Regions from separate parts of the Homo sapiens genome. Here region 1 is linked to region 2. A link is a loop called in an ENCODE intact Hi-C map of the cell type or tissue named here. Cell type or tissue: psoas muscle. All regions are shown on one strand. Links, peaks and the distances in the headings refer to the core of each region. The heading gives the core; the rest is flanking DNA.

The links. Hi-C counts contacts between places; a loop is a spot of excess contacts. Peaks named below come from ENCODE experiments on the same cell type or tissue, not always from the same donor. Only the 100,000 strongest peaks of a DNase experiment are listed, where the experiment ranks them.
Region 1: it touches region 2 in a loop (2.2-fold over the local background); 15 of 110 quality-filtered maps call a loop at or near these places.

Annotation. Positions count from the first base shown.
Region 1 is chr1:201,303,909-201,318,698 of GRCh38, reverse strand. It overlaps PKP1 (plakophilin 1), which reads right to left. Exons shown (of 14, transcript NM_001005337.3): 3 at 5,139-5,533; 4 at 2,002-2,146; 5 at 920-1,127; 6 at 1-81. Among named protein-coding and RNA genes, the nearest start is that of PKP1, 28 kb to the right of the region's middle. In psoas muscle, for the core only: no CTCF peak of the experiment used is centred there; a DNase peak (open chromatin) is centred at 9,028; H3K27ac peaks cover 1,569 bases.
Region 2 is chr1:201,246,351-201,261,140 of GRCh38, reverse strand. No RefSeq gene overlaps it. Among named protein-coding and RNA genes, the nearest start is that of PKP1, 30 kb to the left of the region's middle. In psoas muscle, for the core only: a CTCF peak has its summit at 6,416 (motif pointing left); a DNase peak (open chromatin) is centred at 6,410.

The DNA.
Region 1 (14,790 bases), core at 7,926-10,425, 55 kb before region 2:
CGCGGTCGGCCAGAACAGGCAGGGCGTCGGCAATGAGTTCCTCCTTCAGCTCGTCAGTGGAAGACAGGTTCCAGAGCAGCCCTGGGGGTCAGAGACCATCAACCCAATTTGTGCCAGGCTCAGGATGCCCTAGGGACCGAGGTAACAGCCCCAGCCTGGACTCTGGCAAATGGGCCCTACTGAAATGTCGCTTTCCAGGTAGCCCTGGTCTGTAGAACCTATTGTCTGTCTGTGTCATGAGGCTATTTCTCAATGCCCCAACCAGACTGAAGGTTCTTTGCAGGCAGGGAACATCTCAGAGTTCTCTGTCAAGGCCAAAATTATGCATGTGGAAAGTGATCAAAAAACGTTTGATTGATCAGTGGTTTTTAGTATAAATTTTAGCACTTGGAGTCTTCTAACGCTGTCTCTTTTCCATCTGAAAGTTATGCCAGAAATACTTATCAGTCATTACTCTGTACATGGTCTGATCTTCCCAGCCCAATTCTAGGTCTTCACGGTGACCTCTTCCTCTTGTGCCCCCCACCTTGAGTGCCTACCATATTTCTTGAACACAGGGTAGGTGCTTAAGGCCTGTTAACCCCTTCTCCCCTCAGTCTTACTCTCTTTCCATCACCTGGGAATCCCAGGGCTTGTGGAATATGGATCTTGCCTGGACATCAGCCTTCCTCCTTTTGCTCTTTAACCTCAAAAAGATGGTGACCCCTTGTGTGTGCACACCACCCAAGGTCACCCTCTGGACACCCCTAATTGGGCCAAGGCCAGTGTCACTAAACTCTCAGGATATTAGCCCTGGGCCAAATCTGCACAGCTGTGTCTTGGCCCAGCCTGGAGAGACAGGCTTGCACCCCAGCCTGGGGCCATAGCCAGTGGCCTTGCACAGCCCTCAGGCTGGCTCTCGGTGGCCGTGTTGTCCTACCAGTCAGCTGCTTCTGGATCTCGGCGTTCCCGGTTCTCCTCAGGAGGCTGACTGCCTCGCGGATCCCATTCTGCCTCCGGGTCTCCAGCTTGTTGGTGGTGCTCCTGAACACCAGGTTGCGCAGGGCCCCTGCCGCGGCCTGCTGGACGTTCTGGTTGGGGCTGCGGAGGAGGTCCACCAGCTTGCAGATGCCTCCCAGCTGATAGACCTGCCAGGAAAGAGTTGCCACGCTGCCTGGTCAAGGGAGATGAGGCTGATCTAGTTATTCTCTACTCAAAGGTGATTTTTTTTTTCAGACCAAAAAATCTATCAGTTCAGAAATATTCAAGTCAACCAAAATAAATAAGCAGTGTGAGGTCATGATAACTGACCCAGACCCGGAGGCAAAAGACCTGGATTCAGATCCTAGCTCCCATATCCTAGCTCCCATATCCTAGCTGGGAGAACCTCAGCTAGGGTCCCTCCTCTTTCCTGAGTCCTGCTTTCTTCCTCTGGAGAATGATGGTGAGGACCTGATAAGAGAGTGGATGTAAATACATTTCAAAACCCTAAAGCAGAACACAGACATAGAAATGCATACAAACTTATCCGGGACTCTGGGAAACTCATTTTTGACACTACATCCTTGGGCTGAACTGAAGAACCCTGTAGTGTCCTTCCTGCCAGCAAAGCTTTGGAGGCATCAACAGGCCTGTTTTCTACCGTAAGATGCCTGGAGAGAGAAGGGGAGTGGGAGAGAGGAAGCAGGTAGGAGGGCAGGAGTTGAGAGGTGAGGAGCAGTCATGTTCTTTAGTGGGATTTGAGAAAAGGGGTTTCTGTTGAACCCGTGGCTGGCATTGAAGTCTCTTCCATGACCAATGGAGGAATTGTACCTGCCTAATGTCCACTTAAACAGAGGGCTTTGCTCTGCAGAAAGTTAAGATGCCCAGCTCTAACCTTGGGCAATGCGAAGGCTCCTGGCAGCTGGGCAAGGCAAGAGAAGCCAACTGCAGATGCCCTCACCCATCTCTAAAAGCGGAGTCAGGCTGACACACCCAGGCCCTCCGCAGGCCCACCAAGGAGGAAGGTATGCAACCAGCTACCTGTTGCTTGGCAGATTCATCCTGGAAGCAGGTATGCTGGATGTAATAGGCCCCAATGGCCTGGTACTTCTCATCCTGGGAGCTCAGGTACTGCACAGCCTTGGGGATGGTCAGCCCACTGCACTCGATGTCCTCACTGCAGATCCTGTGAAGAATAGGCAGTGGGGGTGGTTACGGGGTGGGCTGGGAGCCCTGCTGAGGGGGCTCAGAATTCCTCCCAGCACACTAAGCTGCCACAGCCTCATCTGCCCTCTGGAGAGCCAGAACAAGGCAGCCCAGGCCCACTTGGAGAATACCCCTGGGAACAGCTCCTCTCCTCCAGAGGAGGGAAGGCTACACCCACTGGATTTGCCCCATGTGAGAATAGTGAGCCCCTGGTCACAGTTAATGTCCTAGCAGGTATGTTATCTCTCCACTGAGGAAAAACTCCTCCCTATTCCCTGAGGGGAAGCTTCCCACCTACCTTGCCATCTCTCTTGTTTGTGTCTGGTATTAGGAAAATGGAAGACAATGGCCATGATCCTATCCATCCATCCATCCATCCATCCGTCCGTCCATCCGTCCGTCCGTCCGTCCATCCGTCCATCCATCTGTCCATCCATCCGTCCGTCTGTCCGTCCATCTGTCCATCCATGCATCCATCCATCCATTTATCCATCCATCTATCCATCCCCAAGTCCAGCTGGCTCTTACACAAAAATGTTCACATCTAGCCTTTCTTCCCATTCTTATAGCCACCAATTTCCTGATCTTGATCACTTTAAAGGCAGCAAGGGACTTCCATATTTGGCTTTCTTCCTCAAGTTCCCCCATCTAAAATTTCATACCCTTTTTACTAGATAAGTGGTTCTAAAACCCAGTTCACTGTGTTGTTCTCTAGCTCAGAAACCATCAGCGGCTTCTCCATACTTCAGGTTCAAGTTTAAACAGCTTAGCCTGATGTCCAAGGGCAGGTATTAGGTTGAATCATAGGAAATGTCTGTAGTCAACCTTTTTTCAGCCATAAAACCAGAAATTTCATATGTTTTAACCTAATAACCCGGCTCCACTATGAACATTCCCCAGCCCCTATCCAGGGTCTGCTCCAGCAAGACTGTCCCCTTCACTGTACCCTGGCCAGGTCTCAGGCATGCCTCAAGGCACACCACTGGCCCTGCTGATGCCCCACATCTGTGAAGCCTTCCTAGGGAAGGGAAACCTCTCTTCTAAGAACCTCTCCAGCTCCCCTGGTGTAGAGTCACAGGGTGGTGACTGGCTGTGTCCAGCATTCAAAGAGGGAGCCCTATCCTTATGCTTTGACATACTTGGTGGTCAATAAATACCCATGGTTTTAGCTATAGCAGCCCAACTTCATTTCTAGGAAAACCACCCGAGGTGCAGAGTTCTCTGGCACTGGGTAAGTAGTACTGCTGCCTGCATTGAGAGAATGTCACCCTGCATTCATCAGTAAAATGTCACCCCAAAATGGCTTGACACTCATCCCTTCCATATCTCACCTAGAACCTCCACTCAGGGCCTCTGGTTGGGACAATGAGCTGAAGCCAGAGGCTGCCCTGATCAGCCTCCAAGACAGAGAGGTTTCTTAGTTCTTCTCCAGATCATCCTAAATACGCCTTACGGCCATCAGGTAGTTCGGAAACGTCTAGCTCTATAACGGGGTTCTGCTTATTTTCAGAACAGTGTGGTACCAGTAGGGAAGAGCACAGGATGGAGAGCCAGCTGTGTGGCCTTGGACAAACTACTTAACATCTCTGTGCCTTGTTTTCTCCTCAGGAATACTCATGCCTGCCTGGTGGCGGGTGTGAGGATTAAAGATGAAGAATGCAAAGCTCCTGAGGCTCTCAGAAAAGGAGTTAATTGTGTAGCTCCAGAACAGCTCTGGGTTGTCCCTATCATGGCTGTGTCTCCCGCACTTGTCAAAGAGCCTGGCATGTAGTAGATGGTCGGCAAACATTTGCCAAATAAATAAATAACAAGAGCAGTAGGTGGTGATGAAGGACAGTTCAAAGGTTCAGGGAGCCCCCAGCCCTGAAGGGCAGGCTCAGTGTCACTCACGACACCTCTGCGTCTATGGCTCCTAACGGGGCACCCCATTTGGTCTCCTTTGTTTCCTCTGGGTGATGGCCTTCCACATGTATGCACAGGAGTTGTGCTCTGTTCTGTAGCAGTAGATCATGAAGCCCCATGAAGTCCCTCAGGGTTTTTGTTGTTGTTGTTGTTGTTTGTTTGTTTGTTTGAGACAGGGTCTCACTCTGTTGCCCAGGCTGGAGTGCAGTGACACTATCTCAGCTCACTGCAACCTCCCCCTCCCGGGCTTAAGTGATTCTCTTGCCTCAGCCTTCTGAGTAGCTGGGACTACAGGCACCCGCCACCATGCTTGGCTAATTTTTGTATTTTTCTGTAGAGACAAGGTTTCATCATGTTGTTCAGGCTGGTCTCAAACTCCTGAGCTCAAGCACCCTCTACCCGCTCCTGCCTCGGCCTCCCAAAGTGCTGGGATTACAGGCGTGAGCCACCACACCCAGGCCATGTCCCTCAGTTTTTATGTCTATTTGTCCTATTTGTCCTTTGGATTTACCTGTCTTATAACGTAACCTGAAACCCATTCTATTCCCGTCGTCCATACCGGGGCATATTCCTTTGCTCTTTCAGAACATGGATAGAGATTTACATGCCTAAGATCAGAGGTTCTCAAACTCTAGTGTAAATCAGAATCACTGAAGGGCTTGTTAATATATGCATTGCTGGGCCCCTCTCCCAGTGTTTCTGAGACAATAGGTCTGGGTGGGTCCCCAAATGAGCATTTCTAACAAATTCCTGGGTGATGCTGATGTTGCTGGTTGGAGGAACACACTTTGAGAACTATTAGCCTCTTTCTGTTCATAAACTGTGACCTTTAAAACCTACACAGTCAATGTCTGTTTCACCTTCACACTAAGAACTTCTTGAGTTCAAGGGCCCATGGGGCCAGGTTCTCCCCATTAGGGAGTCCATTACACCAGGGGCAATGAACTCCCCAGGGACAGAAGCTATGTCTCTCCTGTCATCCCAGGAGCCCTTTGCAGGGTGCAGTCAGGCTAAGGGTGTGTCTCCCCACTGGCCCTCCTGGCTCCCCAACCCAGCCCAGCAGCACTCACTTGGAGCTGGCCCTAGAGTGGCCAAAGGACAGGTCCTTGTTGCAGGAGATGGGCGGGATATACACAGGGTCCTGCTTGGAGGCACAAGAGGGCGGGCGCACAGGGCACTTCTTTATGGCCTTCTGACCACTGCAGGTGCTGTAAAAGCTGTAGCGGTTCTGGGTGGTCTTCTGGCCCTTGCTGCCCAGCGTGCCCTTGCGCAGGGTGCCCCGTGGGTCACAGTAGAGGTCGGGCTCACTGCGGCTCGCCTTGATTTTCTGCATGAAGCAGATGTCGCTGCCTGCGCCGGTGGTGTTACAGCTGCCCCGGGGGTAGTGCCGGCTCCAGTTCTCCATCTGGCTGTAGGAGCTGAAGCGCCTGTTGTCAGGCTCCCGCTTGAGGGTTCCATTGTAGATCTGGCCAGGGAAAGGGAGAAAAGCTCAGTCAAGGTTCCTAAATGGGGGTCCTGGATCCAGCAGGGCATGAGATACAGCCCTCCCCAGCCCCCATAATAACGCTTACAGAATCCCAGAATGTTTGGCGTGGAAGGAACCTGAGCCATCATCTGATATATTACTTTTCTAACTGCAGGCTGTGACCCATTGTGGATTATAAAATCAATTTAGAAGACTATGGCCATCATTTTTAAAAAGATGGAATAGAATAATATATCCTGGAATATAAAATATCAGAGTGCAGTGCAGGTAGTAAAGTCACACATTGTTTTGTGAAACAGTGTATGGGTACTGGGTTGCAACATACGTGACATACCTAAAGGAGCTACCAGGTGTCATAAGAGGGAGGATGAACCCAGGAAGCCAAGACAGCCCAGGAAAGGTGTATGCACCAGTATCAGAGCCCCATGCTAGTCTCACCCCACAGACACAGAACGGGTCTAAATATGTCTCAGAAAAGTGGAGGAGGATGGTCTGCCCAGATGGGGCACTTCGAGTGAAGCCAGGCTTTATGACGAATGGTGCAGTGTTTCTTTACGTGGGTGCTGTCGGCACCTGAGGCAGAACAATCCTTCGCATTTATTACTGTGAATTGCTGTCAAAAAAGTTTGACAACCTCTGATCTGGTCCCACATGGTACAGTCCAGGAGGGGGAGTTGGAGGCCCAGAGAAGAGTGACCTTCTAGTAGTCACTCGGTGAGGAAAGGACAAAACCTGGACTTGAGTCTGGGTCTCCAAGCCCTATGCCATTCCCAGACACCAGCAGCTTCTCACACAGCCAGCCTTCTTGGGCCCCTTATACTCAGCACACAGAAACTTCTATTCTGGCCAGGACTGTTTTCTACTGTTCTTTTCTGCTAAACTCTTCATCTTGCCTCCCCTCTTCCAGGGCAAGAAGCAAAGGGTAACAGGTCACCTCAAAGGCCAAAGAGGGACAATATTCCTGCTCCCTGGGCCCTTTTACAAGGGACTGTGAGCTAGGGGCCTGCGTGCACACATGGAGGCAGGCCTGGGGCTGCAAGGTGGGGTACAGGGAGGGCCTCCTGGGCTTTGTTGTCAGGCTGGCAATGGGGAGAAGCTGGGCAGAGGCTCAATCCGGCACAAAAACATACAACAGACAATGAGGTGCCTCATGAGCTCTGTGTGAGCCCAAGTGGGGAGTCGGCCTCCTTGGGAGGGGCCTGTGAGGTTGGAGACTTGGTGCGAATCAGTTCTGGAACAGAACTGTCCGAGGAGGACTTTCCCAGGAGCTCACAAGCTGGTGGGTCTGGCCTGCTCCAACTTGTTCTCATAGTAGAGGATCAACATCGAGTATGATAAAAAAACATCTCCACACAGGTGCTGACTTGGGACTCACCTTTGCTGGGATGGGCCAGGGCCAAACCCAGCAACCTAGGGCCTGCCCGCCCACCCCTGCCCCTCCCTGAGAGAGAGAGAGTATGTGTGTGTAGGGGAGGTCGTTAGGCAACTGGGTAATTCCCTTCTGCACCAGATCTAGCCACACAAGCTGGGGAGGGGCTGGCACTCGACTTGGTCCTTTTTCATCTCTGCAGGGAGTCACAGACAGCAGGAAACTCCCATGGTTTGAGCTCCCAGAAAGACTGGGTGTCAAACCACCAGTCAGAAGTTGCATCCAAAACTCAGAAGCCACAGACTGTTAACCTTGGCAATAGCCTGCTCATCCCCTTCACCCACACGCCCAGCTGTGCACTCAGGCAGGCATAATTTTCTTCCCCAAACTGGGTCAACCAACCTACTCCAAAGAGAATTGGTGTCTGGTTGTTGGGAGAGGCATAGATGGACAATCACAAGGCATGGGGAGAGCAGCTGGGCAATTTTCTGAGCATCTGGGTATGGAATGCGTGTCCTGCAGATTACAGGCAAAATATGCCATGAAAGCCTTTACAAATGGCCACACCCTCCATTCTCCTCTCAGGGGAAGGAAGGTGGCAGATGACAACATGGAGGGGGAAGCCCAGCATTGCCAAAGGGCAAAGAGCCAGCTAAGCCTTAAATGGAAATGCAACAAGGAGCACCCTTGTTCTCCATAAACGACACGCCTGGACGTCATCTCAGACACCTAATGAGAAGCCCAAACACTCATCCTGGCCCAAAACCAGCAAACATGTGATCATGCTGATTGAGCCTCTCAGAGGCTTTGGGCTTTGCTTTCCTGTGCTGGGAAAAGGAGCAGCTGGCAGCCTTGCCAAGTCTCAGCAAGGGTGGGCTGCCCACAGGGAATGGGCATTGGCTGCACCTGCAGGGGAGCGGGCAAGGTGGGGAAGGCAGAGACATCCCCGTGGGACTGCATTTCCCAGCCTACCACCATCAGCCACACCCTAGTGGCGTCACCCATTCCTGGGAACCCCACCCCAGCTCCTAGTGTCATGGTGCTGGTGGGCTGTGCTGCCTGAGGACAGCTGGGTATGACTCTCTCCCATCATCATGGCCCTTTGCTGTCACTTTGACAAGCAGGAGTAAAGCCTCCTCTCAGACCCCGTCCTCCCCAAGTACCATGAGGGGGCCTGGATTCCCTCCAAGGCACAAGGAGGTGAACTGCCACCAGCTCTCCCTGCACAAATTGGCCTGGGACCTGGATGAAGCCTGCAGCCTTGAAGGCTGAAACGGCAGCAACTGCCTGGGAATCCAGGTGCTTCCTCCAGCTCACTGGGCTGAGATCTACAAACTGGAGGAAGACCCAAGGTCAAGAACACAGACTCTGGAGCCAGCCTGCCTGGCCTTGTCGTTGCCCAATGGGTGGCCTTGGGCAATTACTTAAGCCCAACGTGCCTCAGTTTTTCCATCTGTAAAACTAGTATAATTGTAGCCAACATAGAGGATTGTTGGGAGAATCCAGTGAACTAATGTTAGTAAAGCACTCAGGACAGTCCACGATATGAGTGTTTGCTCGGTAGGGACATCATATCCCTCTGACTCTTAGATTGGGCACAGGCTGGCTGCCTTAGGACTTGGCTCCTAAAGGAGAGATTTTATGTCACCTGTGACATACCTAAATGGGATACCAGGTGTCATAAGAGAGAGGATGAACCCAGGAAGCCAAGACAGCCCAGGAAAGTGTATGCACCAGTATCAGAGCCCCGTGCTAGTCTCACCCCACAGACATAGAATGGGTCTAAATATGTCTCAGAAAAGTGGAGGAGCATGGTCTGCCCAGATGGGGCACTTCGAGTGAAGCCAGGCTTTATGATGAATGGTGCAGTGTTTCTTTACTTGGGTGCTGTCGGCACCTGAGGCAGGACAATTCTTTGTATAGGCTGTCCCAAGCATGGCAGGATGTTTAGTGCCCCAGCCTCCAGGTTCTAAATGCTAGTAATGCCTCACAGTCATTGCAAAATGTCCCCACACGTTTCCAAACACTGTCTTCCAGGTCCCGAGAGAGCAGCTGCAGCCAGAAGAGGATGCACGGGCAGTGCACGTGCGCCCGCTGCAGGTGGGAGAGCTTCACCGCCAATGCCGGCTCTCCCAGCCACACCCCCACACTCAGATAGCAATCTGCTGGCAGCGTCTGGCTGTTTGAATACAAAGGACAGTGACACACACACAACCTCTTGTCTGGTTATCCCATGGATCAGAACATTCCAGAGGCTGGAAACTCAATTTCCTGAGAGCAGAGTTGGTCACTCTGCCAGACAGCAGGCTAGACTGGACAGCCAGACAGAAATCCAGAGCATTCTGAGAGACATGTTTCTTCACTTGGGAGACCAGTGGGGCTTTTGAGGGGTCCCACAGCCCGAGGTGAGCCAGGAAAAGCTGCTTTTAGCTAGGAGCCCCCCAGCCAGTCCCCGCTTTGCCGCCTGCTTGTGTAATTCCCCTTCTCCCCTTCCTTCTTGGAGAAGTGGGGTGTTTTAACCCCACACTGAAAGCTCCCCTCTATTCCTGTCCCTCATTAAGTCAGGAAGCTCTCAGAGGCCAACCCCTCCTTTATAGGCAAGGAGACAGTCTCAGTGAAGCAATACAAGCCCCAGATCCAGGGCCTCAAAGAACTGAATATGACCAGTTGCCCCTTGAGAGAGCCATTCAGTGTGGAGTGGCCCCCAAAGCTGGAAAAGCTCCAGCTTGCCCAAATCATCGGATAGGGCAGTAACTAACCATTCAAAAAGAGATGGCATCCTCCTGTCCTTCCATTAGAGAGTCCTTACTGACTCCCCTCTTTTACACCCCTACTGCCCAGGCTCTGACTCCGGGTCCCATCAGCTTACCACCAGGCCACTCCAGTGCCCCCCACTGGCCCCTGCCCAGCCCCCAGGGCTCTGGTCCCTGCCTTGCGATGCCATCACTCCACCTTCCTTAGGGAAAGCTTTCATCAGCTCTTGCCGTGCTGGAGAACCTACAGTGTCTGCTCCTTACAAGACAAACTCCCCAGCCCAGCCCCACCCTGCCTGTCCAGCCATCTCTTCCCCTCCCCAGCACACCCCTCTAAGCTGCCCCATGACCTCAGCCACATCCCAGGCTCCCTGCTTCTGTTCAGATGCTCCTCCACCCTGGACAGCTTTTCCTCACCTGCAGCCTCCCAAATCCTACATTTATCTAAGGCCTCTTCTCCACCTGTCATCTCCAAAAGGCCTGTTCTAACCCAGCCCTGTCTCCATAATGACCAGAGTTGGAATTATTTGCCCTTAAAGCCAGGGGCCTCTGGTCTTGTTTGTTTTCTAGTTGCTAATGTAGGTTTCTGTCATTTCCCTGAGCTCTCCAGGGCAAAGATGCCTAAAACAGGGCTGAGCTCACAGCAAGAGCTCAGTGAAAGGTGGACTGTGACTGTGAGAATTTGTGCTAGGGGTGGAGATTCAGGATGCTGACAGCACTGCAGTTCCCATGGCCTCCAGGGCACAGAAGAGAGAGAAGGCACCATGAGTAAAGTGGGCTGGCGGTAGGTAGGGCCGTTCTAGGCAGGGTGAGGCAGCCTGTGCCGGTGCACGGCATGGGGTCCAGCTGTGATGTCCAGAATGCTTCCCTTTACCGCTTGACCTGAGCAAAGCAGCTGGGTGGTTGAGCCCAGAGAATTCTATCCAACTCTAGCTGGACAGACAGAAGCTGCTGGACTCCTTGGGAGCTGGGTATGATGAAAAGAGTGTCTGTGTCCCCAGCTATTAGCCCATTTTGAAACCAAGCTTCTGCCAGCAGGGTGGGGCCGGCCAAACCGGTTCTCCAGCGAGACACACCCTGGTCTGCTTGCCAAGTCACACACCCAGCAGTGTCCAACAGGGCCATCTTCAGCAGCGTGATCTCCCAAGGCCCTTTTCATGAAAGGGAGTGCACGCACAGTTTCATGGAGTCCTCGTGCCTCTCAGGCCTGGTGAGGGCTTGCTGGAGAAAGAACCTTGATTAGAAGTCTTTCAAAGACAGGTTCCATTTGCGACTTGCCTAGTACCTGCCACTCCCCACTCAGTGCCCAGATGAGGGGCTCTCATGTAGTAGGCATGTAGTGACCCTTGTTCATCTTGCTGGGATTTCAGTCAGGACTGGGATATTGGGCAGAGCTGACCCATCACAAGGGGCACCTCGCAAGTGGCTTAGCGGCTCTGCTCTACCCTCTCTAGGGGTTTGGAGAGCACAGGTGCTCCCCGAGCAAGGCTGCCGAGAATGGGGCACACAGGGCTCCAGGCGGTCGAGAATCTTCCCAAAGGGGTAGGGGTGCCTGCTTATTCAGCAGTCTGAGTCAGCATGGGAACCACTGAGGCCTGAGTCACAACAGATGGGACTTCAGCAGGGGAAGTGTCGATCCCTGCCTCCTGACCTCTCTGGGCACGGCTCCTTCTCTGAGAAGCAGGGGGTTCCACCCTGGGCTGGCCCTCCTTTCTTTTCCTGGAACACTGCTTTGGGCAGAGCAGCCCCATTGCTCAGAAGCCTTGACGCCTGGACACAGAGCAATCCCATTTGGCCTTGGAGGAAGTGTGGTGGGTGTGCCTCACTGTGGGTCCTCAAAGGCAGAGGGAGCTGCACCCACAATGCCATCACCAGCACCCCGAGACCAGCAGTGCCCACCCAGGTGAGAACTCCAGAAGGTACTTGCTAAGTGCTACTGAACTGAAGTCGCTAAGTGTCCACTGAGAGAAGGCACAGCAGAAGCCATAAACACCTTGATGCCCAGTGCAGGTACATGTTGCCACCTGAATTTTTTAAATGTTAAAAAAATGTAGTCCAGGTGCGGTGGCTCATGCCTGTAATCCCAGCACTTTGGGAGGCCGAGGCGGGCGGATCACGAGGTCAGGAGATCGAGACCACGATGAAACCCCATCTCTACTAAAAATACAAAAAAAACAAAAAGTAGCCAGGCACGGTGGTGGGCGCCTATAGTCCCAGCTACTCGGGAGGCTGAGGCAGGAGAATGGCATGAACCCAGAAGGTGGAGCTTGCAGTGAGCTGAGATTGCGCCACTGCACTCCAGCCTGGGTGAGAGAGCGAGACTCCGTCTCAAAAAAAAAAAAAGTAAAAGTTTTGGTGCCCATCCTCAGAGTAGAGACTTCCCCAGAGATCTGGTTAATAATGGTCAGTATCCCTTATAAGCTTTGAAAAGCAGAAACTGTGAGCATACTTCAATCATGCCAGTATTAACAAATGTCTATGGATAACTGAGGACAACTTTTCTAAGTAGAAAATATCCTATAAAACTTTGTAGCTTGCGGGTCTTTTGGGAAGATGCTTCTTTCTCCAGTGAGGCCACAATTCTGGGATAAAGAAGGCATCTTAGCCTCTTGGGCTCCAGGCTCTAAGCCTGCCTGCAAAGGTCAGGTCCATGGCAGTTCCTAAGCCTGGTGTGGGGACAACACGCACTTGTGCAGCCCAGCGCCTAGCCGACACCTGGTGCTCCATCAACACGCAACTATGCCAGCTCCTGCATCAGCTCTGTCTCCACTTCCTGCTCCTTGCCTATTTACTGCACTGTGGAAAAAACAGGTTTTCCGAAATGTTTCTGTTTTACCTTTCCCCCTCTACACCTGAGAAATAGGTTTTTCTCAGCTCTGAACACTGCTAGGATGGGTTTGGAAACAAGAACCTAAGGTTTCATACACAGACCTGTCTGTTTCCTTTTGGAAGGGAAATCCCTGGCAGGCGTTTGCCACTTCAGACGCAGCTCTCACAGCCCGAGTGGTGGAGGACCACTGGCCCTCAGCCATCTCCCTTCCATGGCCCCAGAGAAGTGGAAGGCATGGTCATTCTGCCCTCCAGGAGCTCCATGTTCTGAGGTCATAGCTCCTGGCTTTCAAACCCAGAGGCTGGTTCAATTGTCCCAGTGATGGTTCATCATGAAGAGGGAAAGCTGAGGGGGCCGTTCTGATATGAAATAACTCCTGGAGTCCTGGATGACGAGCCAGCACCTCAGAAGAGCACCCTTGAGGGTCAGGAAGATCCCACTGGGCCAGATGCCCCCCACCCTATACTGGGAAGTTGGAGGGAGAGGCTGGCTGGCCCCAGAGCCACCCCATGCACTGGAACAGGAGGTGCTTCCCAGCCCTGGGAAGAGGAGGGCCAAAGGCTGGGAGGTGGCAGCATCCTGAAGGGCAGGTGCTTACCTGGCCCAGAAAAGAGGTCCCTGGAGACCCAACAGTGGAAAGAAACCACTCCTGCTGGTTACAGTTTTTGTTTGTTTGCTTGTTTAAGACAGATCTGTAGCCCAGGCTGGAGTGGAGTGCTGCCATCATGGCTCACTGCAGCCTTGACCTCCTGGGCTGAAACAATCCTTCCACCTCAGCCTCTCAAGCAGATGGGACCACAGGTGCACACCACCATGCCCAGCTGATTTTTAACTGTTTTATGAGACAGGGTCCCCCTATGTTGCCCAGGCTGGTCTCAAACTTCTGGCCTCAAGTTATCCTCTTGCCTCAGCCTCCCAGAGTGCTGGGATTACAGGTGTGAGCCACTGTGCCTGGCCTGTTAGTCAAGAATTTTACATGAAGGGAGAGACACTTGACTGGGACCTTCAGTGCTTGGGTAAGAGATCTCACCTTTGGAAGAGAAGCATGCGTGCATGCATGCTCACACACACGGACACACACTTCTATATGCACTCCCCACCTGCCCACGTGGGACACACATCCCATGCCCAAAGTGGACTCAGGTAGGGAAGGTCTTTGGAAGTTGCTTGAGCATATCCTGAACACCATCACTGGTGTGGCACTTCCCAGTGTGCAGAGGGCTTCCCCGTTCATCACCTTGTGATTATCTCCCAGCTGGCCAATGAGGTGGCAGGGCAGAGAGCAGCAGCTTTGTTCTGTTTGTGAGCATATTAAGCTCAGAGAACTTTAGGCTGGTCCAAGGCCACGCAGCTAAGATGGGGCAGACCCTAAGCCAGGACTCAGGTCTTTGGTGTCTCTTACAGTGATTTTCTTCCAGCCACTCTGCTACCAGAGTCTGGTGACACAAACAAAGCCTACAGGGCAAAGAGTCTCTATAGCTAGGGGGCCCTCTACAGAAACTCTAGCATCTCTGGCCAGTTGCTGGCCCCGACTCCTGGAAGACCCCATCCCCAGTGGTTCTAGACACAGGAGGTGCCAGCCCTTCTTCTTTGAGCCAACTGTGGGAGGTTCTTGAAGACATTTAAGAAGTGTGTAGTTGCTTAGCTATGTGTCACAATTCTAATGCCCAAAGACCTGGGCTGGAAGACCATCTGTCCCAAGGGATGCCAGGCCTGTGGGCAAGGAGACCTTGTGGTCATGATAACTGTTCTGTCCTGGCCAGGACCATGAGAATGAAGGTGCAGTGAGTGATGGGAATGTGACTGTTTGGTTCCTCTCCAGCCACCCTTAGTGGTACTCTAAACGCACCACTGAGCACACACAACTGGGGCTGAGAAAACAGGGACTAGTGTTAAAGCTGGTACCTGAAGCTGAGCCCTGGATCTTCTGGAATTAGTTCAGTCTTGCTGAGCTTCTGGCGTGGCCAGGAAGGAGGAGGAGGGAGGAATGGGTCCCTGGCTACCCGTGAGCACCCCAACTCAGATCCCAGCACTGTGGGGCCTCCTGAGAGCTGATTAGGACCCTAGGTAGATATGAAAGAAGCTTAGGGACTTCCTGGGGGCCCTCTCCAGGTTGGCCACAGAGGGCAATCCTCCCACAGGGCATAGCACCCAGCAGACCCTGGTGAGTCCAGAGAACTGTAGGTGCTCAGTCAGAAACATCCACCTTAAATGTGCCAGTTAAAAAAGTGTTCAGCCAGGCGTGGGGCAGGTCACCTCGGTGAGGGGAGAGGGCTCTACTTCA
Region 2 (14,790 bases), core at 5,382-7,881:
TCAGCTATCAACACCCCTGGCTCAGGCAGGGCACTCAGCTCCTGGCTCCTTACCTTCCTGGATTCTGTGGGCACAGGGAGGCATCTCGCCAGGGGTGAGTACGTATAGAGCTCAGAGGCAGGGAGTGCCAAGAACATGGGGAGTGGATTCAGCCTGGACTCTCTGAGTGCAATGGGGTTGTCCTACACTCATGGAAGTCTCTGAACATAAGCCTGGGTACCCAGAGATCCCCTCTAATAGGAACAGAGCGTGAGGGGTGCCTGTGTACAAGGAAGGCAAGTCAATCAAGAAAAGGGTTTCCATGCACAGACTGGTGCCCGGTGCCAGGTGCTGGTGGGATGCGAAGGTGATTGTAACACAAGTCACTATTTACAGAGAAAGACTTTCAGGGTATGGGAATGTGCTGTATTTTGAATTTTATACATTCATCAAAATTCATCAAGATATACACTTACAGTCTGAGCATTTTATTGTATGTAAAATGTAACATCAATGACTTAAAAAATCACCTGAGGGAGACACTAGGAAGGAGAAAGATTTGAGTGGGGACCACCAGGTAGGTATGTGCCTCCTGCACAAAGGCAAAGAAAGGACTCCATCACACCACGGAGAGATGGGTGTGGCTGCCCGTCCCAGCAGCGGCCCCCGGAGGTGCCCGGATGGGTTCTGTGTCAGGAAGCTCAGGTCAGACGTGTGCACATTTTTGCCAGAACCCATCTGCGTGTGCACATTTTTGCCAGAACCCTCCCTCCGCACAGGCCTCTCTCCAGGCTGGAGGACACACCAAGACCTGCCCCCAGGCTGGGCGCAGGCCAGTTAGCTCTTGGTCCCTTTCCCGTCCTCAGCCACACCCTCAGGGTCTGGGGAAGAGGCTGGGAGAATACGCCCCTGACTTGGTGGAGGAGGATCTGTCCGCCCGCAGCTTCATTTCCCTCCAGTCCACCAACGGGCCTCCCTCTTGCAGAGGGAAATTGGGGCAGGCACAGGCCATTTGCAGAGAGGGGCTCTGGGAGCACTCTGCGGAGCTGCCCCAGATGACAGGATGTGAGCCGCCAGCGGCTTGGGGCGGCTGGCTGGGAGCCGTGTCTCATCGCTTGGGAAGCCGGGTGCAAGCGCCAACAGCTCCACTGACGCGGGAGGTGGGGGTGGGGGACAGGTGCTGCTCCAGGGAAGCAGCAGCCCCCACCCCGCCAGCCTCCCAGTCCTGGAACAAGTCCCCCATTGAGCATCCCAGGCACCTGGCGCACTTTCCCTGGGGGTCCACACCCTGGTGGAGCTCGTGCCTGGCCTCCTGGTGGGGAAAGGGCAGCCCTTCCTGGCTCCGGAGCAGGAGGTTCCCGGAAGAGGGCGGCTCTCTGGGCGAGGCCAGGCCTGGGGGAGGGGCGGATCCGCCACCGCAGCCCCCAAACAACCAGGCCACACCCCTCTTACCTATAACAGGTGAGAGCTCCCCCACCCAGGCCTCCCTGGCCAAACTCGCCTTCTGCCCTCCCTAACCTTGTAACTGCCATGACGAGGCATGACTGGCCCCTGCCATCTTCCCCTGCTGAGCTGTCCTGGTAACGTTCCCAAGCCCAGCCTCCCCCAGCTCCAGGAGGGAGGCTCACGCTGTCGACCTCTAGGGGGAAAGCCACCAGAGAAGGAGCAGAGTGGCCCAAGGCAGTCCCCAGCTCTTGGGGCTGCTCAGGATTCGGCAGTGCCCGTGATACTGCCAGGTTGAGCCAATATGAACCAACTCACTGATTTTTTTTTTAATCATTAAAAAAATAAAACCCTCCTCCAATTGTCAGGAAGGAGTTTGAAAACGGTAAGGTCAGCAGAACTGGGGGCCTTTCCTCTTCCCAGTGTCAGGGAGCAGCAAGTCTAGAAACAGGAGAGGGTTGGCCTGGAGCCTCTAGGGCCATCTTTGTGCTGTGCAGTGCCATGCCACCTCCACTGCCCCCCACTGCAGCCCTGCCTCCCTCCAGCTCTGCCCTGACACCTCGCCCAGTGCCCACTGCTCCCAGGCCAACACACACGTTTTTCCAGCTTTTGGGCTACGAGTGGGCTGCACCGGCTGAAGCCAACATCAGAGATGAATGGGACAGCAGAGCGGTCGTGCGCACTCAGCACCAGGTGGAGGCGCCCAAAGTCCACTGCGCTGTGGACGGTAGAACTGCTCCTCAGCCAATATACGAGTGGCCCTCAGAACAGGGAAGTGGCCGAGGAGGGTGGGCTTCTGCCTTAGGATGTGTCTCCTCCACAGCCCAGCCATTAGCTACGAGGGTGCTCTAGAGACCTCAAGAGCGGGGAACAGGCCCCTGGGGCTGTGAATCACTCATGGGTTGAGAAGAGGAGGGGAACAGAGGGACAGGGCTGAGCTTCCTGGGTAAAGGGGGATGTCCACACAGGGACGGGAGCTCCACAGAGAACCATTGGGGGTGAGAGTGCAGGCTAGCAGGGCTTGGCCTTAGCTGTAGGGTTCCGGGCTTTGCAGGGCACCCTACTCCCCAAAAGTGGAGGTTGGAGACAGCAGGCAGCAGCCTGAGGGGGTGAGACAATCACTCCATCACTCCATCTCACTCCATCACTCCATCTCACTCCATCTCACTCCATCACTCCATCACTCCATCTCACTCCATCACTTCATCACTCCATCTCACTTCATCACTCCATCTCACTCCATCACTTCATCACTCCATCTCACTTCATCACTCCATCTCACTCCATCACTCCATCTCACTCCATCACTCCATCACTCCATTTCACTCCATCACTCCATCTCACTCCATTACTCCATCACTCCATTTCACTCCATCACTCCATTACTCCATCTCACTCCATCACTCCATCTCACTCCATCACTCCATCTCACTCCATCACTCCATCACTCCATCTCACTCCATCACTCCATCATTCCATGTCACTCCATCACTCCATCTCACTCCATCACTCCATCACTCCATGTCATTCCATCACTCCATCTCACTCCATCACTCCATCACTCCATGTCACTCCATCTCACTCCATCACTCCATCACTCCATGTCACTCCATCACTCCATCTCACTCCATCACTCCGTCTCACTCCATCAGTTCATCTCACTCCATCACTCCATCTCACTCCATCACTCCATCTCACTCCATCTCACTCCATCACTCCATCTCACTCCATCACTCCATGACACTCCATCACTCCATCTCACTCCATCACTCCATCACTCCATCTCACTCCATCACTCCATCTCATTCCATCACTCCATTATTTCATCTCACTCCATCGCTCCATCTCTCTCCATCACTCCATCACTCACTCTCACTCCATCACTCCATCTCACTCCATTACTCCAACTCCATCTCTCCAACGCACTCCATCACTCCATCACCCCATCTCACTGCATCACTCCATCTCACTTCATCACTCCATCACTCCATCTCACTCCATCACTCCATCAATCCAGCACTCCATCTCACTCCATCATTCCATCTGACTCCATCACTCCATCACTCCATCAATCCAGCACTCCATCTCACTCCATCATTCCATCTGACTCCATCACTCCATCACTCCACCTCACTTCATCACTCCATCTCACTCCATCACTCCATCTCACTCCATCACTCCATCTCACTCCATCACTCCATCACTCCACCTCACTCCATCACTCCACCTCATTCCATCACTCCACCTCACTCCATCACTCCATCTCACTCCATCACTCCATCTCACTCCATCACTCCATCACTCCACCTCACTCCATCACTCCATCTCACTCCATCACTCCATCAATCCATCACTGTATCTCACTCCATCACTCCATCTCACTCCATCACTCCATCTCACTCCGTCACTCCATCTCACTTCATCACTCCATCACTCCATCTCACTCCATCACTCCATCTCACTCCATCACTCCATCACTCCACCTCACTCCATCACTCCATCACTCTGTCTCACTCCATCACTCCATCATTTCATCAATCCATCACTCTATCTCACTCCATCACTCCATCTCACTCCATCACTCCATCTCACTTCATCACTCCATCACTCCATCTCACTCCATCACTCCATCACTCCATCTCACTTCATCACTCCATCACTCCATCTCACTCCATCACTCCATCAATCCATCACTCTATCTCACTCCATCACTCCATTTCACTCCATCACTCCATCTCACTCAATCACTTCATCACTCCATCACTCCATCTCACTCCATCCCTCCATCACTCCATCACTCCATCTCACTCCATCACTCCGTCAATCCATCATTCCATTTCACTCCATCACTCCATCTCATTCCATCACTCCATCACTCCATCTCACTCCATCATTCCATCTCACTCCGTCACTCCATCACTCCATCTCACTCCATCACTCCATCACTCTGTCTCACTCCATCACTCCATCACTCCATCTCACTCCATCACTCCATCTCACTCCATCATTCCATCTCACTCTGTCACTCCATCACTCCATCTCACTCCGTCACTCCATCACTCCATCTCACTCCATCACTCCATCACTCTGTCTCACTCCATCACTCCATCACTCCATCTCACTCCATCACTCCATCACTCCATCTCACTCCGTCACTCCATCACTCCATCTCACTCCGTCACTCCATCACTCCATCACTCCATCTCACTCCATCACTGCATCACTCCATCACTCCATCTCACTCCATCCCTCCATCACTCCATCACTCCATCTCACTCCATCACTCCATCACTCCACCTCACTCCATCACTCCATCTCACTCCATCACTCCATCAGTCCATCACTCTATCTCACTCCATCACTCCATCTCACTCCATCACTCCATCTGACTCCATCACTCCATCTCACTCCATCACTCCATCTCACTCCATCACTCCATCTCACTTCATCACTCCCTCACTCTATCTCACTCCATCACTCCATCTCGCTCCATCACTCCATCTCACTCCATCACTCCATCTCACTCTCTCACTCCATCACTCCATCTCACTCCGTCACTCCATCACTCCATCTCACTGCATCACTCCATCACTCCATCTCAGTCCATCACTCCATCTCAGTCCATCACTCCATCGCTCCATCTCACTCCAGCACTCCATCACTCCATCACTCTATCTCACTCCATCATTCCATCTCACTCCATCTCACTCCATCACTCCACACTCCATCTTACTCCATTACTCCATCACTCTATCTGACTCCATCACTCCATCACTCCATCTCACTCCATCACTCCATCTCACTCCATCACTCCTCGATCACTCCAACTCACTCTAACACTCCATCATTCCATCTCACTCCATCACTCTTTGATCACTCCATCTCACTCCATCACTTAGGGCTCGGAGGAGCCCTCCCCAGTAACTGGATTCCAGCCCCTTCCAGCCTGGCGGCTTCTTCAGCATCAGCGGCAGCCAACTGCTGAGGAGAGAGCCTGTCCCTTCCCTCGGGGCCTCTCACTGAGCCTGTGCCCCATATCCCAGGCGCCTCACCCAGGACACATGTCCTAGGAGTGCGACAGTGCTGTCAGCAGCCAAGGCCGCGCCCCTGAGGCCGCTCTCCTCTCTCCTGGCTACCCCCACGGGCTCCCCTGCCAAGGGCTGCAGGGTGGAGGGAAAGGGTCCGACGCCATCTTCCAAGGAGCATGTCTTGCCAGAGAGCCCAGTGCCGGCTCCTGGCCTCAGTGTCCTCTGTTCCAGCTCCTGTACCTTGATGGGACACTCTGCGGTCCTGTCCAGGTCATCTAAGACAGGTCCTGAGGGAGCTGCCATGCTCTCCTTGACTCTCAGAGAGAACCCCAGCTGTGGACCCAGGGAAGAAGAGGTGAAGTCTGATGTGTGGGCCCGGCCTCTGTTCCACCTGCTCTGTCCCCAGGGTCCCGCAGGGGCGGAGGAGGAGGGAGTCTAGAATCCCGCCATCATCCGTGAGGGAAGGAAGCGGAAAGAGGGGCTGCTGCTCGGTGGCGGGTGTGGGGAGTGGGGTGAGGAGGCCAAACGGGCCGGGTGCACAGGAGAGAGAGGGTGGCGCCAGGCTGGGGCACCGAGGGCCAGTTAGCCCCTCCCTCACACACACCCCGGGGCTTCCCAGGGCCCGCCCCACCGACCTCCACTATGCAGACCCTCTGTGATACCCAGAGCCTGAGTCCTGACCTCCAGAAGACCCAGAAGACCCCGGGCTGAGGACCATGGAGGACACTGAGGAGGGGAAGAAGGAGGCACCCCTCACCCGGGGCCAGGTGCAGGCCTCCTGGGGACAGCATGCCGTCTTTCCCAGAGAGACATGGCCTGCCGGCGCCCACCACTCCAGCTCCAGCCCACTTTCCACCCCACTCACCTGTTCCCTGCCCCAGGTTGTCCCCAGAGGTCTCAAAGGGCCCACTGTCCTCTCCCAGGCTCCGGCCCCGCCGCAAAGCCTGTGGTGCCACCTGGTGGTCATGTCTGGGATGGCAGGCTGACCCCAGGGACTTGGGAAGGGGTCCAGGCCTCTCCTGCTCCCTCCAGCTCTGTTCACCCACTCAACCCCTGCTTTGCTCTCCCTGGGGCTTCTGGCCATTATGTTGCTGGCCCTCACTGATTCAGCCACAGTGTTCACAGCTGCTCCTTGGGTGTGCTGGAGAGCCACGCCATGCTAACCTCCACCAGGGGTGTGAGAAGAGATCTGGAAATAACAGCAGCACCATGATGCGGAGTGACCTTGAACCCGCACAGTGCTCTGGGGGAGGGTCTACTATTATCTCCATTTTACTGATGAGGAGCTGGCCTCCAGATGTTAAGTCACTTACCCAAGGCTACGCAACTAGTAAACATGACACTGCATTGAACCACGCATCCAGGAACCCCAGAGCTTCCCCCAGCAGAGGCTGGTGGAGTCCACAGCCTCAATCCCAGGACAAGTGCTAGCCTTGGATGGGGAGAGTGGAAAGAATGTAAATTAGGAGTTTGGTTTTTAAGCCCAGCTCTGGCACTAACTCACCGTGGGACTCAGGGCAAGGCCCTTTCTCTGTCCGGGCCTTCTCTACCCTGGGGGAATCAGACCAGGCAATCCCATGCATTCCCGAGCTGGAACTGGGCCCTGGGCTCAGAGGTCCAGGCTGCTGCCTGCAGGGCTGGGCTGGGCTGGGCTTGGCTGGGCTTGGCTGAGCGGCTGCAGCTCCCACAGGAAAGTATTAAATGAAACCCTGAGTTCTGACTGTGGTGTCTGAAATGGGCCCTCACAGACTGCAGGTCAAGGCTCCAACTCCTTTGTGCCCCACCTCTCCTCCTTCCAGGAAGCACCTCTGACAATTCCTTAAAGCCCCTGGCTTCGCCTTGGAAGGCAGCCTTCAAAGCCCTCCTCTCACTCCCCATGCACCATGGACTCCAGTCCCCGCGGGCTTCTTTCTGGCTGTCAGAGGTGCTCTCCCGGGCCTCCCACTGCATGGTCCTCTCCGCGCTGGAATGCTGTCCCCTCACCGCTTAGCCTGGAAGCCTCTGCCCCGCCAGGCCTCAGTCCAGGCCTGCTCAGGTCCCCGTGTTATATGGCCCCACAGCACCCAGCACTTTCTATGGACTAGGTACTAGTTTGACTGGTACAGTCAGCCCTCTGGGAAGCCTCACAGGGAGCATGTTGCTGTACCCTGGGTCCGGTGCTGCACATGGCATGCAGCAGATGCTCCAAATGCCTAAGCACTTCAGTGTGCAGCCTGCTGTAACTGTCCATCGCCACCTGCTCATGGCATCTGGCCCCACACTTACTTTCACACATTTTGTATCCCTGCACCTCCTGTCCACCTAAAGACAGAAGCTCTGCCTCTCCTGCCTCCCATAGAGGAGGGGAGAGGCTGCTGCTTGGGGTCCTTCTCCAGCCCTGGCTTTAGCCCGCTGTTATCCACATCACAGGCATCCTGGGAAGGTGCCTGACACACTGCCCCCGGCCCCAGCCCAGGCCGTGCTCTCCTCCCCTGGGCAGCAGAGCGCAAACCTGGGGAGTGGACACACGTAGAATGCCAGGAGGAGGGAGGAGGCCCAGCCCCACTGTGGCCAGAGGGTGTCAGAAGCACAGGACAAGCAGGAAGGAAGCCTGGGAGTCACCTAGGCCAGCCTTCTCATGCACAGAGAAGTGAACAGAGGCACAGATGAGGCAGGGACTTGCCAGCCTCTCAAAGCTGAGGTCGGAGGCCAGGTGTCCTGGCCCAGGGTTCTTGCACTGTCTGTGGTCCTGGGTGCTACAGGAAGAGTCCCCATGGAGGCAGGAGAGTCCCTGACCCACCTCCCAACATAGTTGGGTCCTTTGAGACACAGTGCTGTTGATTAGGGGGTAGGGTAGGACTGAAGGACTGGATTCCTCCAGGCAAGAGACAGGAGCAGAGCCCTCCTCCCCCTTGGGTTCTGTTCTCCAGGACCAACGTCTTGCTCCCTGGGGAATTTAAATTCCTAGCAACCTGGCATTGAAGCCTGTTATTACTGCTATTAGAAATAGCCTAATACTAATGGCCTATTAGTAGCCTGACAGCAATTGAATACCTGCTAGGTGCTAAGCTCTTCCCACACATGTTTCCTCATTTAACCCCAACAACTCCAAGATACAGGTATTATTACCTCATTCGACAGATGAGGACAATGTGGTGTGGGTGATGAAGTGGCCATGAGAAATTGGCTGCCTGCCGCTGTTCCCCTCCCTCAGCCCCTTCAGACTTCTCTCCCTGCCTGGCTTCCTCACCATCCCTGCCCTATCTCTACATCCCAGCAGCACCCCCAATCCGGGTCAGTCACCACACAGGGCAGTGGAGAGGTCTCCAGGATGGTGGCCCTGCTGCCCGGTTCTGCACTCTGCTCCCAGTGGCCCTGCGGGGCAAGCTGTGTCTGCTGCTCCTGGGCCAGCTTCTTGGCCTACAGCTTCTGTAGCAGGGGCCTGGGAGCTGGAGGGCATGGGGCTCCATGAGCTGGGCCCACGAGCAGCCACTTCCTCCCAAGGTCTGCCGCTGTGGGCAGAGTCTCCAGTGCCCCAAGGAGGCAGCACCATCACCCCACGCCTTGGCTTATGTGCATCCTTCTCTGCCCAGAACGTCTCACTCAGTTCTGCAGATCCTCCCACCTTGGCACTCTATGGGTGTCCCTCCCACCAGCCTTGCTGCTTGGCCCCGGGCTGCTTCTGAACCCTCTGTCCACCTTGGAGCCCCCCATCAGCTCACCCCTATTCTCAGTTGGCACCTATCCCAGGGCGACCTCAACCCCTCCCACGTGCTCCTAACTAAAGGGATGGTGATGTCTCCCAAATGCACATCTCCAACCCCAATCCCCCAACCCGACTTCCCACCAGTCAACATGCTGTGTTTAAAATGAGCTCATCTCTACCTTCCCCATCTCTCAGGGCGTTGCACCACTGCCCCTCTCAGCTGACAGCCAATCGACAAAAAGCCATGAACTTTACCTCCTTCTCTCCCAGAGCACCCACTTCTCAATGGCTCCTCTATCTTGAACTTCCTCCTTGCCTTTATGATGCTCTAATTTCTGATTTGTCCTTTGGGACACTGCTCAGGTGCCACCTCCACCATGAAGCCTTCCTTGATTCCTCTAGGCTGAGTTGGGTATCCCACTGAAGCACCCCCATGGCACCCTGTGCTTATCTAAGCTAGGACTTACCTGCTAATAATGCAACTGCCTGGCCACTGGCCAGTGTCTCCTAAACTGGGGGCACCTCTAGGCCATATTGTGTTCTCTTAGCACCCAGATGATACCTGGCACATAGTAAGCACTCCATAACTAGTGGATGAGGGAATGGATACATTAATGAGAATAATGCTTGGGAAACCCTGAGGCTTCGGGGCTCAGAAAACATCCACAACGGAAGAAGTGAGACAGCAGGGTCTCCTGTGCCCCATCAATACTCCTCCCTACAAAACCCAGGGGCCTGCTGACATTCGCCAGCATCAGCAGGACAACGAAGGAGACCCAGCGGGAGCCAGTTATACATCACCCAGTATTAGGAGTGCTCGAAGCACGTTCATCCTCACAACCTTGCAAAGCAGGCAGGACAGCATCTCATCTCATTTAAGGAAAGCCGAAGGCTCAGGGTGGCTAAGTGAAGTACCCAAGGCCTCCCCACAGGGCAGGGCTACCCTTCTGACTCCCCATGCAGTCCGACTGACCACCCCTGTTCTCACCAGATGTTCTCCAGCTGCTACACCCCAGAGCCTCCACTTGTCAGCTCTGCCATACTCTCTTTCACCTCTCTCAGCTCCTGCTGGCTCCCGTCCAGCCGTAGCTGCAGAGCCTGGGAGAGCAGCTCACCTGGCCCAGCGCCCTCTCCACCTCCAAGGTGCTCTGGGCTACATCCCCCAGCCTCTGCTCCAGCCGGCTCCTGTGCCTCCTATACTCCTCTCTCCAGGGCTTGGAGCATCTCCTGGGTCTCCCAGAGGCTGGTGGCCAGGGTCTAGACAAGGCACACCAGACGAGAGCCTGATGCCTGGCCCCAGTCCAGTCCTTGGCTGAGCAGCCTCGGGCCCCTGCTCCTAGGCAGGCCTGCCTCTCCTGCAGCATGGCCAGCTGGCCCTGCACCTCCACCCTCCCCCAGAGTGCCTAGGCCAATCTCTCTAGGGGGGGCTTTGGCCAGTGCCTGCTTGAGTACCTCTGTTTCTCGGAGCTTCGGCCCCAGCTGGGCCTGCACCATCCGAAGCTCATCCAGTTCCTGCTCCAGGACTCCCAGGCCAGGGCCCTGTAACCCAACAAAGCAGGGGGTCACTCTCCTACTTGAGAAGCATCCTGCCCCATTGCTGCATTCCTAATCATGTATAGTCACAGCAGACTCACCTCACATTCTCCTGCCAGCCCCGATGGGAGGCATTTTATATACCTTTATTTCTCACAACTCTGAAAGGAGTGCTGTTTTGTGCTCATTTTGCTGATAAGGAAGCTGAGGTTCAGAGAGGTTAAAGGAACTTGCTCCATATCACATAGCTGGTCAGTTTATTGAGTTGAGACAGTAGTCTAACTCCAAAGCCCATAACTGAATTACAATCACTGTGGTTTGAATGTTTGTCCCATCCAAGACTTATGTGAAACTTAATCCCCAATGCGGCAGTATGGAGAAGTGAGGCCTGTAAGAGGTGGCTGGGTCATGAGGACTCTGCCCTCATGAAAGGGTTAATCCATTCATAGGTTGGTGGGCGAATGGGTTATCACAGGAGCAGGACTGGTGGCTTTATAAGAAGAGGAGGAGAGACCTGAGCTGGCATGCTCAGTCCCCTTGCCATGGGATGCCCTGGGTCCAGGACTCTGCAGAGTCCCCACCAGCAAGAAGGCCCTCACCAGATGCAGCCCCTCGACCGTGGGCTTCTCAGCCTCTATAATTGTAAGAAATAAGTTTTCTTTCTTATAAATTACCCAGTTTCAGGCATTCTATTATAAGCAACAGAGAACAGACTAAAACACTACCCTATTCATTATTTATCAAATATTTGAGTATCGGTTTTGTGCCAGGTATTATTTTAGGAGTGGAAATAGAGCAGTGAACATAAAAGAAAAAACAAGTCTGTAAAAAAGCAAGTGGCAGGTAAGGAATCTTACATTCTCACAGGAGTGATACAGATACAAGGCAAATTAATAAAATCAATGTGTCATATAGTGATATTATACTTTGGAGAAAGATAAAGCAAGGAAAATGGACAGAGATTGATGACAGGGAGGGAGGTTGCCATCTTAGATAAGGTGGTCAGAAAAGGCCTCATGGAGAAGGTGCTTTGTAACACAGGCCTGAAGGAGGCATGGGAGTGAGCTGTGCAGGTATCTGGAGGAGGAATGTTCCAGGGAGAGGGACAATAAAGAGACCAGTGGGGCTGGAACAAAGGTGGCCAAGACCACTAGCTGCGCTCAGAGAGGTACAGGCACGCCAGGAACAGCCTCCCTAAGACAATGCGACTGGATACAGTACCCAAGCGTAATGAAAGATGTCAATTCTTTGAAATCCGTAGAAGTTTACCCAGCCGTGGGTGGTTTGGCACCAGGTTTCTCATTCACTCCACATCCACCAAGTCACTTCATCGACCCAACCATGGCAAGTGGCAGGTAAGGGAGGGATGGCCCAATCTTATACGAGGAGAAAATGGAGGCCCAGAGTGCTTCCTTGGCCTAAGAAAACAGTGACTTCCCCACAAGGAGGATCTGTTCTTTGTGTCTTTAGGATTTGGAGGGTGGGGGCAAGAGAGGACAGAGATGACGGTGATCCTCTTTCTTGTTTGCACAGGGGCAGAGGGATATGCTAGTCTGGAGCCAGAAACTACATCCTCCCCAGTCAGTGCTCCCCACAACACCAAGCTCCAGGAACCTAAGGCGCAGGCCTGCACCCGGCCTAGGTGAGCCCAACCTGCGAAGTCCCCGAAGGAGGTGCAAGGGTCGTCAGAACAATAATGCAATATTATCTTTTATATGTCAGTGCAGGTGTAACAACTTTTATCCTGTGCAGAGTCTAAAATTAGGAACAGAAAACACATAACTCGAATACATCTGCAATCAAATCTAATAAATTTAGGTTTGGAATCTAAATTAATACACTCAAGAGCACTCTTTCAACTACTATATATTATATATGTAATTCAGTTAAGGGGAGTCAGGAGAGGTGAAGAGAGAAAGAAGAGGGAGGGAGAGAAGTGTTTTTTGCAATCGTTTATTACTTTTACTTATTTTATTGATAAATGTATCATCCATATGAGAATTTATTAACAAATATTTTTTGGCTTAAAGAATGATAATAAACTCCATGTTACACTACCCATATTAAGAAATTAAGAAATAGACCATTACCAGTTCCCTAAAGGCCTCCCCTTAGTTCCTCCCCTATCTTATCCTCTTCCCCTCAGGAACAACCACTATCCTGACAGCTACCTTAATTACCCATTTGCTTTTCTTTATAGCTGTACCACCTATGTATGCATCCATCCTGCATGCATAGTTTTACTATGTTTAGTTTTACTTAGTTTGACCTTTATATAATGGGCTTGTACTGTTTGTAGTTTACGTTATTTGTTTCTCTCAATCAAGTTGTTTTTGCAATACATTCACGTTGATGAATAAAGCAGTTGTTCATTCTTTTTCAAAGCTTTATTATATTTTATGTTTTTATCTGTCCTACCACGGAGGGTATTGGGTTATTTCCAGTTTGTGCTATTGAATAGCCACAGTGCTGTTATGAACATTCTTTTACACAGGACACATGTGCAAAAGTTTATCATCTAGCTTATATACTAGACATATAAATTGGAATTGCTGGGTCAAAAGACATAATTCCTGGCTGGGCGCAGTGGCTCACGCTTGTAATTCCAGCACTTTGGGAGCCCAAGGCTGGCGGATTATGAGGTCAGGAGTTCGAGACCAGCCTGGCCAACACAGTGAAACCCCATCTCTACTAAAAATACAGAAATCAGCTTGGCATGGTGGTGGGTGTCTGTAATCCCAGCTACTCAGGAGGCTGAGGCAGGAGAATCGCTAGAACCTGGGAGGTGGAGGTTGCAGTGAGCCCAGATTGGGCCACTGCACTCCAGCCTGGGCGACAGAGCTAGACTCCATTAAAAAAAAAAAAAAAAAAAAAAAAAGAGAGACATAATTCCCATGGTCAACCTGATCAGGTAACAGCAGACTTTCTCCAGTTTACACTCCTATCAGTACTCCTATCAGTGGGTGAGAGTTCTCATTTTTTCAGTTTCACCAAAACTTGTAAACAGACTATTAAGTTTTGTCAATCGAATAGAGATGAAATATACAATTGTGGCTCAAATATGCACTTCTAGAGTTACAAATGATGCTAAGTATCTTTTCACAAGTTTATGGGCCAATACTGGTATTATCTCTTGTTTGAAATGTCTTTATTTTTTGCCAATTTTTTTCTTGAGATTTTTTTTTCTCACTGATTTGAAGGGTTTCTCATGAATATTAATTATGTACAATAATTTGACAGATATTCCTGTGGCAAATATTTCTTCTACCCTGTGGCATATCCTTTGACATTCCTTATTGTCTTTTGATGAAAACACATGTCTAATTTTAATATAGTCAAATTTATAATCTTTTCCTTTATGGCTTTGCTTTCGGAATCTTGTTCAAGAAATCCTTCTCTACCTAAGAGGAACAGAGATATTTTCCTACAGCGTCTTCTAAGATTTATAGTTTTGCCACCTACGTATAAACGTCTAATACATCTGGAATTCATTTTTGTATATGGTATAAGGTAGGGATTCAATTTCACTTGGATAACCAATCGTCCCAGAACAACGTATTAAACAGTTTATCTTTAAACTATTGACCTGTAATAACCACTGTGTCATGGATTAAGTTTCCAAATAGGCGTGGGTCTATTGTTTTCTACTATTCTATGTGTCTATTGATACACCAATATCACACTGCTTTAATTACTATAGAGATAATAAGTCTTCAATTCTAATAGGGCACATTTTCTCCCTCCTTTTCCTTCTTCAGCAATGTCTTCACTATTTTTGATTCTTGGCTCATTCACATCAATTTTATAATCACTTTGTCAATTTGCATGAAAAACCCCATTGGGATTTTTATTGAAATACATTGAATCTACAGACTCGATTAACATCTTTGAAATATTATCTTCCTATCCTGGAACATAGCATGTTCATTTATTTATGCCATTTAAAATTTGTTTCAATAAAGTTTCATAATTTCTTCATGTAGTTTTTGCACACTTTTTCTTAGATCTATTTCTGGGTGTTTCATATGTTTGTTGCTATCCAAAACGATATTTGTTGCTATCCAAAACGATATTTGTTTAAAGTAACATTTTCTAATTGACGATAGCTGTTCATGGAAATAC